Regions from separate parts of the Homo sapiens genome. Here region 2 is linked to region 1. A link is an interaction called in ENCODE POLR2A ChIA-PET data of the cell type or tissue named here. Cell type or tissue: K562. All regions are shown on one strand.

Region 1 (8,000 bases):
GGCATGAAAATAGTGGACCCAAACGAGGACATTACAGCTGCATTTTCTTTCTTTCTTTATTTTTGAGACAGAGTTTTGCTCTTGTTGCCCAGGCTGGAGTGCAATGGCACAATCTCAGCTCACTGCAACCTCCGCCTCCCGTTTGCAAGTGATTCTCCTGCCTCAGCCTCCCGAGTAGCTGGGATTACAGGTGCCCACCACCACGTCCAGCTAATTTTTGTATTTTTAGTAGAGACTGGGTTTTGCTATGTTGGATAGGCTGGTCTCGAACTCCTGACCTCAAGTGATCCACCCGCCTCGGCCTCCCAAAGTGCTGAGATTACAGGTGTGAGCCACTGCGCCTGACTTATTATTATTTTTTGAGATAGAGTTTTGCTCTTGTTGCCCAGGCTGGAGTGCAATGGCGCAATCTCAGCTCACTGCAACCTCCACCTCCCAGATTCAAGCGATTCTCCTGTCTCAGCCTCCTGAGTAGCTGGGATTACAGACACCCGCCAGCACGCTTGACTAATTTTTGTACTTTTAGTAGAGATGGGGTTTTGCCATGTTGGCCAGACTAGTCTCAAACTCCTGATATCAGGTGATCCGCCCGCCTCTGCCTCCCAAAGTGCTAGGATTACAGGCATGAGCCACTGTGCCCAGCCTACAGCTGCATTCTCAATGGCTGCCTGCATTGCCCATTATGGACAAAGCAATTATGCCCTCTCTTTGACATAAGTTCATATCCTGATCTTTTGTGCTGTCATTGATCACTGCAAAACTACCCTGCCCAGGTGACAGGATGTTTGGTCCAGAGGGTCAGCTAATATGAGCTTGGGGCGTGAGTGCAGCCTCATGTCCCTGGGGCAGGAGCCTGGGTACACAGCCTTTGGGTCGTGAAGGCCCCTTGCTGTGCTTCTCCACGAGGAGCTGTGGGGGAAATGCCCCACAGAATGGGAGCTGGCTGGGCAGGGAGGTCTGGCAGATCCTGCTTCCGTTCCTGCTGCTGTGTGGCCTAGGCCTGGTGAACTTCTGTGCATCCCTGCTGGGGCTGCAGGCGGAGATGGCAAATCCAGCCTCCCACTGGCTCTCGGTCTCCATGCTGGGCGCCTGCATCCTGTGGTGCAGCAGCCTGCCAGTGGGTGGAGGTCTCATCCTCATCCTGTCCTGGAGACTGTGCATGGAGGTGATGCTGGCTGGCCAGCGGGCCTTGTGGCAGCAGCTGACTGTTGTGCGGATCTGGAACCTACAGCTGTTCATCACCCTGATCCATGGAGCCTGCCGCTGCATCTCACGACTCCTGCAACACCTGTGGTGGGAGGCCGGCCTAGCCGTGTTCTCCATGGCCCATTGGGCCTACTACAGCCTGGTGGGCTTCCGCCACGATAACAGCAAGGTGTTGGAGCTGCTGCTGCAGGCCGTGCTATAGCACATGGCCATGTCCCTGCTGGCCTGCTGCCTGGACAGGCTGTGGGTGGCCATGGGACGGGTGGCCTAGGCCATGCGGGGCTGTGGCCTTCAACCCCTGGAGAGGGCCAGGCTGTGCCGGGCAGCCTCCACAGACCTGGATGCAGTCACCACTATCCTCCCAGCGACCACCATCCCTTTCAGCCAGCACTTCCCCGGACCTGACCTGGCCACCATGAGTAGGCTCTCACCAGCCTCCATGAGCCTGTGCATAGTGGTTGGGGTCAAGGATGCCAGCGAGGGAGAAGAAGGCTGTGGCTATGGGGCCACCAACATATCTCTTAGCACCAGGTTCTGGAGCAGTAGGACAAGCAAGGTGGCCTTGAAATCTTCATCCAAGCAGGCCCTCGCACAGCAGCTCAAGACGACCTGTCTCCTCATCATTTTTCTGTATATCTGTGCCGTGTCTCTCTTCATGCAGAGCTTAAAATAAAGCGATTAACTGTGGGCCGGCCCCCGGTATGTTCCCTGCCTAGCTTTGTCAGGGGGAGATAGAATGGCGACAGATCTGTCCACTTAGGCCTTTACTGGGCTGGTGGGTGGTTCCCAGTATGCAAGACACATGCATACCAGGGGCTGGGCTGGGGGACCTAGTCTCAGCCCTGTCACTACTGTGTATCCTTGCGGAGGTTCCTTTACCCTTCTCAGCCTCAGTTCCCTTTCCTGCAAAATATAGATAATAGGACTCTGAGGAGAGGGGATCTATAAAAAGGTGTCGTTTATGAATTGTAGCATGCTCTTCCCCCTCTAATTACTCGAACAAATAGTGCACAAAACCTTCTTCCTTTTTTTTTTTTTTTTTTTGAGATGGAGTTTCACTTTTGTCACCCAGGCTGGAGTGCAATGGCGCAATCTCAGCTCACCACAACATCTGCCTCCTGGGTTCAAGCGATTCTCCTGCCTCAGCCTCCCAAGTAGCTGGAATTACAGGCATGCACCACCACACCCAGCTAATTTTTGTATTTTTAGTAGAGACGGGGTTTCTCCATGTTGGTCAGGCTGGTCTCCACCTCTCGACCTCAGGTGATCCGCCCACCTCGGCCTCCCAAAGTGCTGGGATTACAGGCGTGAGCCACCACACCCCGCCACCTCTTTTCTATTAAAGGACATAAAAGAAGTCCTGAATAAATGGAGAGACATCACCAGTTCATGGATGGCCTGACATGTCTTTAAAATGTCAGTTGTGGCCAGGCGCAGTGGCTCACACCTGTAATCCCAGGACTTTGGGAGGCCAAGGTAGGCGGATCACCTGAGGTCAGGAGTTTGAGACCAGCCTGGCCAACAAGGCAAAACCCCGTCTCTACTAAAAATATAAAAATTAGCCAGGTGTGGTGCCACACGCCTGTAATCCCAGCTACTCGGGAGGCTGAGGCAGGAGAATTGCTTGAGCCCGGGAGGTGGAGGTTGCAGTGAGCCGAGATTATGCCACTGCACTCCAGCCTGGCCAACAAGGTGAGACTCTGTCTCAAAAAAGTAAATAAATAGGCTAGGCATGGTGGCTCACGCCTGTAATCCCAGCACTTTGGGAGGCCAAGGCGGCAGATCACCTGAGGTCAGGAATTCGAGACCAGCCTGACCAACATGGTGAAACCCCATCTCTACTGAAAACACAAAAATTAGCCAGGCATGGTGGCACACGCCTGTAATCCCAGCTACTCAGGTGGCTGAGGCAGGAGAATTGCTTGAACCCGGAGGTTCAGTGAGCTGAGATCGCACCACTGCACTCCAGCCTGGGCGACAGAGTGAGACTCTGTGTCAAAAATAAATAAATAAATAAATAAATAAATAAATAAATAAATAAAATAAAAATAAAATGTCAGTTGTGGCCAGGTGCGGTGGCTCACGCCTGTAATCCTACCACTTTGGGAGCCTGAGGTGGGTGGATCACCTGAGGTCAGGAGTTCGAGATCAGCCTGGCCAACATGGTGAAACCCTGTCTTTATTAAAAATGCAAAAATTAGCTGGGTGTGGTGGTGGGCACCTGTAATCCCAGCTACTCGGGAGGCTAAGGCAGGGGAATCATTTGAACCCAGGAGGCAGAGGTTGCAGTGAACCGAGATTGTGCCACTGAACTCCAGCCTGGGCAACAAGAGTGAAACTCCATCTCAAAAATAAAATAATAAAATAAAATAAAATAGTCAGTCATCTCCATAGTAATCTTTAAAATCATTAGGATTTCAACCAGAATCCCAAGGGATTTGGGCAAGAGGTGGGGGGATGGGGTGACTCATACATTGATTCTAAAATGTATGTGGAAGGCCAGGCATAGTGGCTCATGCCTGTAATCTCAACACTTTAGGAGGCTGAGGTGGGAGGATCACTTGAGCCCAGAAGTTTGAGACCAGCCTGAGGAACATAGCAAGACCTCATCTCTATTTTTTAAAAATTAGCTGGTCATGGTGCTACATACCTGTAGTCTCAGCTACTCAGGAGGCTGAGGAGAGAGGATCACTTGAGCCCAGGAGTTCAAGGCTGCAGTGAGCCAAGATGGCACCACTGCACTCTAGCCTAAGGCAGAGCAAGACCCTGTCTCAAAAAAAAAAAAGATATGTCCACCTACAACCTGCGAATGGGGGTGGCTGAAATATGAGAATCGCTCAAACCTGGGAAGTAGAGGTTGCAGTGAGCTGAGATCGTGCCACTGCACTCCAGCCTAGGTGACAGAGCGAGACTGTCTTAAAACAAACAAACAAACAAACAAGAGTTCAGTGGAGGAAGGAACTGCAGATGGAGGAACATGCCGAGACCCAGCTCAATGTCCCTCTAGGCCCCTAGTACTGGTGGATTTTAATCAGTGGAATAAAGCGATTTAATCTGTGGTGTAAGAGCCCCCTAGCTGCCGGGTGGAGAACAGATTCAGGGTAGCTGGGATTCTCCATGCTGGCCAGCTTGGTCTCGAACTCCTGACCTCAAGTGATCCACCCGCCTCGGCCTCCCAAAGTGCTGGGATTACACGTGCCTGTAGTCCCAGCTACTTGGGAGGCTGAAGCAGGAGAATTGCTTGAACCCGGGAGACAGAGGTTGCAGCGAGCCAAGATTGCATCATTGCACTGCAGACTGGGGGACAGAGCCAGATTCCATCTCAAAAACAAAAGAAAAAAAAAAGAAAACCACATTCATCACCATCAGAGCTCGTGGGTATCCAGGTGTATTGTCAACGAGCAGTAATATTTTGAAAGAAAAACAGATGTGCTGTCATCCAGGCTTTGGTGTTCCGCTTACAGAGCACAGGCAGAGTAGACGTAGCATAATTCTTAAGGGCCTTCAGATTTTCAGAATTATCAATGAGCAGTTGGCTTCAACTTAAACTCACCAGCTATACCAACTCCTGACAAGAGAGTTAGCCTGTCATTTGAAACTTTGAAGCCAGGAATTGATTTCTCCTCTCTAGCTATGAAAGACTTCCTGGCATTTTCTTTTGATATAAAGCTGTTTCATCTACATTGAAACTCTACTGTTTAATGTAGCCACCTTCATCAACGATCTTAACTAGAACTGGATAACTTGCTGTGGCTTCTCCATGAGCACCTGCTGCTTCACCTTGCACTTTTATGTTATGGAGACAGTTTCTTTCCTTAAACTTCATGAACCAACTTCTGCTAGCTTCTGCTTTTCTTCTGCAGCTTCCTCATCTCTCTCAGCCTTCATAGAATTAAAGAGAGCTAGGGTCTAGGGCCTTGCGCTGGGTTAGTCTTTGTCTTTTTTTTTTTTTTGAGACAGAGTCTCGCTCTGTCACCCAGGCTGGAGTGCAATGACTCGCTACAACCTCTGCCTCCCGGGTTCAAGCAATTCTCCTGCCTCAGCCTCCCGAGTAGCTGGGATTACAGGCACCTACCACTACACCTGGCTAATTTTTTGTATTTTTAGTAGAGATGGGGTTTTGCCATGTTGGCCAGGCTGGTCTCAAACTCCTGACCTCAGGTGATCCTCCCGTCTCGGCCTCCCAAAGTGCTGGGATTAGAGGTGTGAGCCACCACGCCTGGCCTAGTCTTTGGTTTAAGAGAATGTTGTGGCTGGTTTGATCTTCTATCCAGACCCAACTTTCTCCATATCAGCAATAAGCCTGTTTCACTTTCTTATCATTCATGTACTCATTAGAGTGGCACTTTTAATTTCCTTTGAAAGCTTTTCCTTTGCATTCACAACTTGGCTAACTGCATAGTGGAAGAGGCCTAGTTTTCAGCGTATCTCAGTTTTTGACATGCCTTCCTCATTAAGCCTAATCATTTCCAGCTTTTGATTTAAAGCAAGAGACATGTGACACTTCCTTTCACTTGAACACTGAGAGGCCATTGTAGGGTTATTAACTGGCCTAAATCCAGCCTGTCTCGGCTGTTGGCATGCCTTCCTCACTAAGCTTAATCATTGCTAGTTTTTGATTGAAACTGAGAGACAGGACTCTTCCTTTCACTTGAACACTTAGAGGCCATTGAGCAGTTATCAGCTGGCCTAATTTCAGTACTGTTGTATCTCAAAAAATAGGGCTGCCCTAGAGAGGGAAAGAGACAGAGAAATGGTGAGTCAATAGAAGAGTCAGAACACACACATTTATCAATTAAATTCACCATCTCGGGCCGGGGGCAGTGGCTCACGCCTGTAATCCCAGGACTTTGGGAGGCCGAGGTGGGGGGATCACGAGGTGAGGAGATCGAGACCATCCTGGCTAACACGGTGAAACCCCGTCTCTACTAAAAATACAAAAAAATTAGCCGGGCGTGGTGGTGGGCACCTGTAGTCCCAGCTACTCAGGAGGCTGAGGCAGGAGAATGGCATGAACCCGGGGGGCAGAGCTTGCAGTGAGCCGAGATCGTGCCACTGCACTCCAGCCTGGGTGACAGAGTGAGACTCTGTCTCAAAAAAAAAAAAAAAAAGATGGCCTGAGACTCCTTCCACGTATTTACCTTTTAGAATTCTGATGGGCCATGTTTCTTTTTCTTCCTTTTTTTTTTTTTGAGACAGAGTCTTGTTCCATCTCCCAAGTTGTAGTACAGTGGCATGATCTCAGCTCACTGAAACCTCTGCCTCTCCCCAGTTCAAGAGATTCTCCAGCCTCAGCCTCCTGAATAGCTGGGATTACAGGCGCACGCCACCACACCCAGCTAATTTTTGTAATTTTTTAGTAGAGAAGGGGTTTCGCCATGTTGGCCAGGCTGGTCTTGAACTCCTGACCTCAGGTGATCTGCCTTCCTCGACCTCCCAAAGTGATGAGATTACAGGCGTGAGCCGCTGCACCCAGCCCCATGTTTCTAATCCACCCAGAACCTCCTGCTATGTTGTTGCTATCATCTGAATGTTTGTGTTCCCCAAAATTCATATATTGAAACCTAATCACCAGTGTGATGGTGTTGTGGTAAACTGAGGAACGGAGAGACTGATATGAGAGTACAGGAGGATTTTTTTTTTTTTTTTTTGAGATGGAGTCTCGCTCTGTCACTAGGCTGGAGTGCAGTGGCGCGATCTTGGCTCACTGCAACCTCTGCCTCCCGGGTTCAAGCAATTCTCCTGCCTCAGCCTCCCGAGTAGCTGGGACTACAGGCGAGCGCCACCACACCCGGCTAATTTTTTGTATTTTTAGTAGAGACGGGGTTTCACCGTGTTAGCCAGGATGGTCTTGATCTGAGTACAGGAGGATTGTTTATTTCAGGTACGCACCAGCTCAGTGGACTCACATCCAAAAAGCTGAGCCTAGAACAAAGACAGAGCGGGGTTTTTATAAGCTGGCTTACAAAAGTAAAACAAAAGCAGCTAATCATATGATAGGTCACATAATCTATAGCATAGCATAATTTATGGTCTTACATAGCCGGTGGCTTTGTAGCTGCATTGAAAGAAAAACAAGAACTGGCTAAATACAGACATTTGTAAAACATAATCATGCTTAAGAAACCAGGGAAAGGAGTAACAGTAAAATAATTTGTCTTTCTCTCTTTTTTTTCCTTCAACTTTGCTCTGGAGGGGAGGTGTCTGGAGCCCACTCCTTTGGCCTTGACTTCTCAAACAGTGTTATCATATAACTGTCCTTGAAGTGAGCTTGCTGTACTTTCCTTTGCTAGACAGAGGAAAACTTGTTATTTTCCTTTTAACCCTTGCCTTGCCTGTTACTTTTCTTAGAGTGAATGAATGCATATTTATTTTTAAATTTCTGCCTCAGTGGTATTGTTATGGGAAAGGGGTCCAGATCCAGGCCCCAAGAGAGGGTTCTTGGATCTTGCGCAAGAAAGAATTCAGGGTGAGTCCATAGAGTAAGGTGAAAGCAAGTTTATTAAGAAAGTAGAGGAATGGGCCGGGTGCAGAGGCTGACGCCTGTAATCCCAGCACTTTGGGAGGCCGAGGTGGGCGGATCACGAGGTCAGGAGATCGAGACCATCCCGGCTAACACAGTGAAACCCCATCTCTACTAAAAATATGAAAAATTAGCCAGGAGTGGTGGCGGGCGCCTGTAGTCCCAGCTACTCAGGAGGCTGAGGCAGGAGAATGGCCAGAACCCGGGAGGCAGAGCTTGCAGTGAGCCGAGATCACACCACTGCACTCCAGCCTGGGCGACCAAGCGAGAC
Region 2 (8,000 bases), 490 kb before region 1:
CCCCCTGGGGTTCACGCCATTCTCCTGCCTCAGCCTCCCGAGTAGCTGGGACTACAGGCGCCTGCCACCTCACCCAGCTAATTTTTTGTATTTTTAGTAGAGATGGGGTTTCACTGTGTTAGCCAGGATGGTCTCCATCTCCTGACCTTGTGATGGGGATCAGCTGATTGGAAACGTTTGGTTCTTGAGCCTGGGCAGGGGCCTGGGTAGTAGTATTTATGCCTTTTTGCCCATCTGAAATACTTGACATGATTTTCTTTTAAAAACAGGAAAACAATCCTAAAGTGGCATCTCTAGTGGTTGAATCTAACCCTGCTTCTTACCCAGAGCTTCATGAAGTGGTGTCTCTAATGCTTGAATCTAAACCTGCGTCTCGCCCAGAGCTTCACTCAGCTCCTAGCCTTCTCCCTAGTCCTGGCTACTCTCCGCTGGACTGTGCCACAGCTTCCACTCCCACCCTCCACACAGCGGCCAGAGGCAAATCCAGCCATGTTGCTCTCCTGCTTAAAATCCTTCCACAGCCCCGTCTCCCTGCCAATAAAGTCCCTGTCCTCCTGGCTTCAGCCCTTACCCCGACAGGACATAGGTCACGCCCACTGAAAGTCCTCTGCTGCTCAACTGCCCCAAACTCCTTCTCACCCTAAGGCCTCCACACATGCTGTTCCTTCTCCAAGAACATTCTTCCCGCCCCCACCCCTCCTCTGCCCATTGCCTGCTCATCCTCCAGATGGCAGCTTCCCTGATGCCTGAACTGAGATGCTCTATAGAGAGAGAAGAGGGCCCTGAGAGCTTCTCTGGCAGGGCTGCAGAGCACTCATCCATCCATCCATCCATCCATCATCCATCCATCCATCCATCCATCCATCCATCCATCCATGTGTGCCGCAGCAACATGGCGTCGTAGTTGCAGACACGAACTGTCACGTTAGACAGGCCAGCGTCATTTTCAGTTCCTTGCTTACTAGATCTGCGACCTTGGGCAAGCTGCTTAACTCCTCTGGCCCTCAGTTACCTTATCTGTAAAATGGGTGTAATAATAGTACCTACATTTGGGGATATAAATAATGATAAAATGAAAGAACAGATATGAAGTGTGGTCAACCATAAGAGGCAGTACGTGGTTGTCACATTACTATTATTCTTTGCTGTTATTGAGAGGCAGGAGAGCATAATGTGTCATGGTGCAGGCCCTGGAGCCAGACTGCCTGGGTGGAAATGCCAGCTGAGTGAGCTGGACAAGCTTCTGAAACTTTCTGAGCCTCAGTTTCCTCATCTGTAAAACAGAGATAGTAATAGTACCATAGTTCTTGTGGGATTCAATTGTAAGGCCCTTGACAGGCCTGGTGCAGAGGGTGAGCTCACCCCTGCTGCCTCTTGCCAAGTGCCAGGTGCTGTGGCCCCAAAGGCAAATATGGCCCCATGGTTCCGCAGGTGGCGGTGCTCCCAGCTGGCGGTGCTCCCAGCTGGCGGTGAGGCAGAGGCTGTTCTGGGATGGCCAGGCCACCAGCTCTTGCCAAGGTGGAAGTTTGGGGTCAGGAAGCCTTCTCAGAGAAACCCCATACTGCCACCCTGCCTTCCTCTCCAGGGACAGACCCAGCAGGTGGCTCCGCCTCCTCCTACCCAGGTGGGGAACAGGTGAGTGGTGGGCAAAGGACAGGTTGGTTTTGATCATCCTGGTCTCCTAGTACCACTTTGGAGCTGAAGGAAAGAAGACAAATGGGGAGGAGGATGAGGAAGAGGGAGCAGGGATGGGGTTGGCCATGTACCTCCTGGGTCCGAGACCCCAGACCGTGTCTAAAGACCCCTCTGGCCCCAGGCCCCTTGCTCCTCCCTTCAAAAGTCCCTCCTGTCAGGCTGCTGCTTCCAGAAGCCCAGCTGGGAGTTCTGCTGAGGTCCTGCCTGCCCACACACCTTCCGGGCCCCCAAAATCCTCAGCAGATGGAGGTCCCCCACCCCTAGCCCACTTCAGTGAGAAATCCTGGCTTGGTCTTGACTCAGCCTCTGTGGCTGTGGGCAGGTCCCTCAGCCTCTCTGAGCCTCAGCTTCCCCTGGAGTGAAACAAGGGCTGTGGAAGCACATAAGTGCTCCCACCTTGGGTTGGTTGCTTCTATCCCTGTCCCCAGAGTTCCACGGGGATGATGTGCCCAAGACTGTCCTGGGGAGACGCCCCCCCGCCGCCCCGGCACCCCACCTTCTTCACTCTGTGAGGAGCACCGACCTCTGAGTTCATTCCACCTCCTACAGGCAAAGATTTACAAAATGGCCAATAAACATAAGAAAAGGTGCTCAACGTCATGAATCATCAGAGCAATACAAATTAAAACCACAGTGAGTGCACTACACGCCCACCGAAACGGGAATGTTTTTAAAATGACCATACCGAGTTTGGCGAGGTTTACACGCGGGCGGGCTTGTAAACTCTCTCAGCTACTGTGGGGAAATGTTTGGCTGTACCTTCCGACGCTAAATATATGCCCCTCTTGCAACCCACTCCTGTGGCTCGATCCAGGGAGAAATGAGGGCTGACAGCCGCCAACAGATATCCCAAGAATGTTTACAGCAGCCTTATTTGTAAATCAGAAACAACCCACAGATCCATCCACAGAAGAACGGGTAAATGAATTAAGGCTCGTCCGCGCAACGGAACACCACACGGCAATGAAAACGGCAATCCTCCGTGGGTACACGCAATAAGCCTGGATGCCACAGACGTGACATTGAATGAAAGATCACCAGACGCAAGGGTGCACAGCTGTCTGCGTCCATTTGTACGAAGTCCAAACACAGGCAAAACTGACTACGGTGACAGGAGCCAGAATAGCCGTTGCCTTTGGAAGGCTACTGTCTTTGGGGGCACCAGGGAGCCTTCTGGGGGTGCTGGAAGTGTTCCAATTCCTGATCTGGCTGGCGCTTTCACAGGGGTATCCATCCACAAATTTTCATCGAGCTGTCCACTTACGATTTGTGTCTGTTTAAGTGAGATCTGTGACCTCTTCCGTATCTTGAATGTAATATAAACCTCAAAACAAACAAGTCACACAGGCTTTTTTATTTTATTTATTTATTTTTTGAGATGGAGTCTTGCTCTGTCGCCCAGGCTGTAGTGCAGTGGTGCAATCTCAGCTCACTGCAACCTCAGCCTCCCAGGTTCAAGCGATTCTCCTGCCTCAGCCTCCCGAGTAGCTGGGACTATAGGTGCCCGCCACCATGCCCGGCTAATTTTTTGTATTTTTAGTAGAGATGAGGTTTCACCGTGTTAGCCAGGATGATCTTGATCTCCTGACCTCGTGATACGCCCACCTCAGCTTCCCAAAGTGCTGGGATTACAGGCGTGAGCCACCGCGCCCAGCCCCCACAGGCTTTCAAATCTCCATTTCAGACAGGAAACTGAGGCTGAGAAAGTTAAGCACCTTGCCTGAGGTCACAGAACTCTCAAGTGACAGAGCTGGAATTTGCACCCAGGTGATCTGGCCCTGGAGTCTGTACCAGGAACATGTTCCACACTGCAGCTTTCTCAGGGCTGGAGGGGGCACTGTGGGGGAGGGAGGACACTGTGGGTCCACATCCTCCAACCAAAGCCCAATAGCAGAAGCCCTCTCTCCACATTCCACAGCCCCCCGCCATTCCCTTCTCCCAAGCCCTCCTCACTGCCAAACAGGCAGGGTCAGGGGAACCAGTGCCCACTAGGCAGAAGCTTCTAGAATGGGCAGCAAAGTCAGAGAAAAACAAAGACAACCAACGGAATTTAGAGAAGACACCAAGAGATCCTCGAAGCTGCTGTTTATCTGCAGATTTCCCAGAGAAACATAGTTCTGGGAGTGGGTGGAAGGGGCTCGAGGGCGGTACACACATGTACCCCCATAAACACACCTACACCCCACACAATCCCTATTTAGAAGCCTTCTGCCCAAGAACTCAGAATGTAGAGCCTAAGGGGACTGGGACTTAGCTCCTCCTCCCGCCTGTTTTACAGATAAGAAAACCAAGGCACCAAGAGGGAAAGTGATTAGTCTAAAGTCACAAGCAAGAACCCAAGCCTGTGCCTCCCAGCCTTTCTATTTCAGAGACTTATTTATTTTTATTTTTTATTTTATTTTATTTTATTTTATTTGAGACAGAGTTTCGCTCTGTTGCCCAGGCTGGAGTGCAGTGGCATAATCTTGGCTCACTGCAACCTCTGCCTCCTGGGTTCAAGTGACTCTTCTGCCTCAGCTTCCCAAGCAGCTGGGACCACAGGCACATGCCACCATACTTGGCTAATTTTTGTATTTTTAAGTAGAGACAGGGTTTTGCCATGTTGGCCAGGCTGGTCCTGAACTCCTGACCTCAAGTGATCTGCTGGCCTTGGCCTCCCAAAGTGCTGGGATTACAGGTGTGAGCCACCGCTCCTGACCTATTTCAGAGACTTTTTAGAGCTGGAAGCATGTTTCGGGCGTATCTGGCCTGCTATATCATTCTTTGTATGGAGGGGAAAACTGAAGCTGGTGGGGGGCGGGGCAGGGATTTGCCTGGGTCTGTGTCCTTCACTGTCTCTGAGCTTCTATTTGCTCATCTGTAAGATGGGAATGCGTTCAGCCTCTATCATAGGACTGAAGACTGAATAAGCTAATATGTATCTAGTAAGTGTCTAATAAGTGTTAGTTATTATCAGCAGCAGCAGCAGCAGTGAAGGTCTTGCAGCAAGTCTCTCGGCTATCTAGCCGGTCAGCAGGACAAGCCTTGAGGACTGGCCTTCACCCCTCTCACTCTGGGCTCCGAGGCAGAAATGGTCCAGGACAGTGACTAGCACAGGCACCGCCCTCACCTGGCTATTTTTTTTTTTTTTTTTTTTTTTTTTGAGATGGAGTCTCGCTCTGTCGCCCAGGCTGGAGTGCAGTGGCAAGATCTCGGCTCACTGCAAGCTCCGCGTCCCGGGTTCACGTCATTCTCCTGCCTCAGCCTCCTGAGTAGCTGGGACTACAGGTGCCCGCCACCATGCCTGGCTAATTTTTTGCATTTTTAGTAGAGACGGGGTTTCACCGTGTTAGCCAGGATGGTCTCGATCTCCTGACCTCATAATCTGCCCACCTTGGCCTCCCAAAGTGCTGGGATTACAGGTGTGAGCCACCGCGCCCAGCTCACCTGTCTTTTCCATGCTCCCAAAGGTGGGTGACGTCTGACCCCTCCAGATGGGTCTAGAGTTGATGATGAAGAACGAGGGCTCTACAGCCAGACAGTGGGCTCCACTGCTGCCTTGGGGCCAGTTCCTTAACCTCTCTGAACCTTGGTTTCTTTGTACCTCCCTCACAGAGATTTTACAAGGATTAAATAAGATAATGCACTGTGCCTGCCGCATAGTAAGTGCTCAGTAAGTGTTCGCTATAATGGTTATTTGGCTCCCACTCCAGGATGGGAGGAGGCAATCAGCTTGCTGGGCTGGGTTAAGGATGTGGTTTATGCCAAAGAAATGCTGTTGAAATTAATCTTGAAGTTCCGTTGTATACATACATTAAATTAGCACAAAAATGGAACAGGGGAACACACATGCATGGCCTGTAGCCGCATCATTGGGCCAACTCTTGGAAAGTGGCTCCTGGCCTCAGCCATAAAAAGTCAATATTGGCCAGGCACAGTGGCTCACGCCTGTAATCCCAGCACTTTGGGAGGCTGAGGTGGGCGGATCACCTGAGGTCAGGAGTTTGAGACCAGCCTGACCAACAAGGTAAAACCCCATCTCTATTTAAAAAACAAGAATTAGCTGGGCGTGGTGGCACATGCCTGTAGTCCCAGCTACTCAGGAGGCTGAGGCAGGAGAATCGCTTGAACCTAGAAGGCGGAGGTTGCAATGAGCCAAGATTGCGCCACTGCACTCCAGCCTGGGCGACAGAGCTAGACTTTGTCTCAAAAAGAAAAAAAAAAAAAGTCAATATCCTCTGACCCAGTACCCAGTAATACCACTCCTGGGAATTCAGCCTAAAAAAATCAACAGACTTAAAAACAAACAAACAAACAGCTCTCTGTATGAAATGGATCCTGCAATGAACATCTGGAAGAAAAATAATTAGAAACAACCTACATCTCCAGTAACAGGAGCCAGTCAAGTGACTGATGGATGGGGAGCTGCAGATGAATCCCAGGATATTATGGCATCATTAAAATGGTAATTACACAGCAGCTCTCAAACAATGGCTGCATATGGATAAGGACTGAAAGAGGGTTGCAAAAAGGGAGAAAATGACGCAATTGAATGCAGCATTTTCCCCAAAACCTTTTGATTTATTTCAATGAACAACAATAACAACACAAATAAAAATGGAAAAGAAGACACTTTCCCCTAAGCCCTTAAATGTGGCTCCCACTTGAGGCTTTGGGGAGAGGACAGGCCAATCAGACCTTCCCTTCCCTTTTGTAGGAGGGGTGGTGATGCAGGGATGTGCCTGGTGGGGACCAGCAGGGAAGTGTGATGATTATGGAAGCCCAGGTGGGGATAGGAAGGGGACAGAGTGTGAACAGGGATGGCTCCTGAGAGGAGGTGTACTTGGAGCAGACTCTAAGATGTGGAGCAGGAATGTGCTGGGGGTGATCCAGGCAGAGGCAGGAATGAACTGAGAGAGGGGTCAGGAGCGGGGGCCAGATCCAAAGTGGTAGCCTAGGAGCAGGCCGAGGAGTTAGGAGAGCCCCATGGTGGGCTTAAGGAAGACCCTTGGGGCTGCCTGGAGGAGGATGGAGGGAAGGGTGTGCCTGGAGTCATGAGACCAGAGAGGAGGCTGCTGCAAGCGTGTACAGAGATGAGGCCAATCAGAACTGGGGGGAGAGGGAGGGGCCAAGGATGGTTTCTCAGGGCACATGGAGGTACCTGGTTCAAGCTGAAACACAGTGTGGTTAGGGGGCTGATGGGACAACCAGAGAGAGATGCTCAGGAGGCCGATGTGTTGATGGGTCTGGAGCTTGGGAAGGAAACCTGGGCTGGACACTGAGTTTGGTTTGGGGCCCCTCCGTGGAATGGGTGTGGGAAGCCTCAGGGCATGGCTGAGTGTACCCAGGGAAAGTGAGGGCCAAGACGGGCACATGCCTTAAAGGAGGAGGACCCTGCAAGGAGACAGAGGCAGCAGACAGAGGGAGGAGGAGGGCTGCTGTGAGAGGCGGCTGGAAGCCCAGGGCATGGAGACCTGCAAGAGGGGATGATCAGCAGGGTCAGGTGTCAGAGAGGGTTCCCCCAAGATAAGGACTGAGAAGTCCTCATTTATCATCTTGGGGACATTAGCAAGAGCACCTTCAGTGTATCCTGGGAGGGAAAGGAGACCCTGAAAATCTGGGCACTTTGAGGATACTGAATGAGAAGAGAGGGGAGAGATTGGACAGTGGCTAACGGGTGCATGGGACTCCGCTGAGCCAAGTGGTCTCACCCTGTGTCTGCTGTGCTCCAGCTCCAGCCCCAGCCCCTCCCAGAGGCCCCCAAAAGACTAGCTGTGGCTGTTGCCACGCTCAGAAAGCAGACCTGGTGGCCAAGCAGGGCCCCGCCCTTCTCTGTCTGTGGCTGCTGCACTCAGAAAAGAGGAAAAGGTATACATGGGGAAGCCAGGGCTCCCCCAGCCTGGAAGGCTGACCTGTTGCCAAATTCCAGCTGCCAGGATCCCCCCAACCTCAGCGGGCTAACCGGAAGGGAGGCCACCCTGCCAAATGCTGCAGGTGCTGGGGGCACAGGTCCAAGGCAGGTCCAAGCCTGCCAGCCCCAGACGTGGGAGGAGCCACCTGTGCCATCTGGGCGTGGGGGCAGGGGCTATGGCAGGCACGAGGAAGTTTATTCAATGAAAGTCAAAAATTGTTTTTTACATGACTAAAACCTGTTGCCTAAAACCTGTTTGTTCCTATTTTGAGTTTTGGCTGTATTTTAAAAATGAGTAATATTATAGCTTAATGATAAAAATAGCCATCACTCAAATTGACTGAACATACCTGTGTGCCAGGCACTATTCTTGGCCTTTCATATAAAGTACTTAATCCTCCTAATATCCCAGTGA

Evidence for each region. ChIA-PET counts read pairs that join two places held together with the same protein. Peaks named below come from ENCODE experiments on the same cell type or tissue, not always from the same donor. Only the 100,000 strongest peaks of a DNase experiment are listed, where the experiment ranks them.
Region 2: POLR2A ChIA-PET joins it to region 1 with 5 read pairs; 1 of 35 experiments calls an interaction of 5 or more read pairs at or near these places.

Annotation. Positions count from the first base shown.
Region 1 is chr22:39,327,087-39,335,086 of GRCh38, forward strand. No RefSeq gene overlaps it. Among named protein-coding and RNA genes, the nearest start is that of RPL3, 11 kb to the left of the region's middle. RefSeq lists a silencer at 1,018-1,312. In K562, a CTCF peak has its summit at 4,291; a DNase peak (open chromatin) is centred at 4,281.
Region 2 is chr22:38,833,763-38,841,762 of GRCh38, forward strand. All of the region lies in intron 1 of NPTXR (neuronal pentraxin receptor), which reads right to left. Among named protein-coding and RNA genes, the nearest start is that of NPTXR, 6.3 kb to the right of the region's middle. In K562, no CTCF peak of the experiment used is centred here; a DNase peak (open chromatin) is centred at 3,939.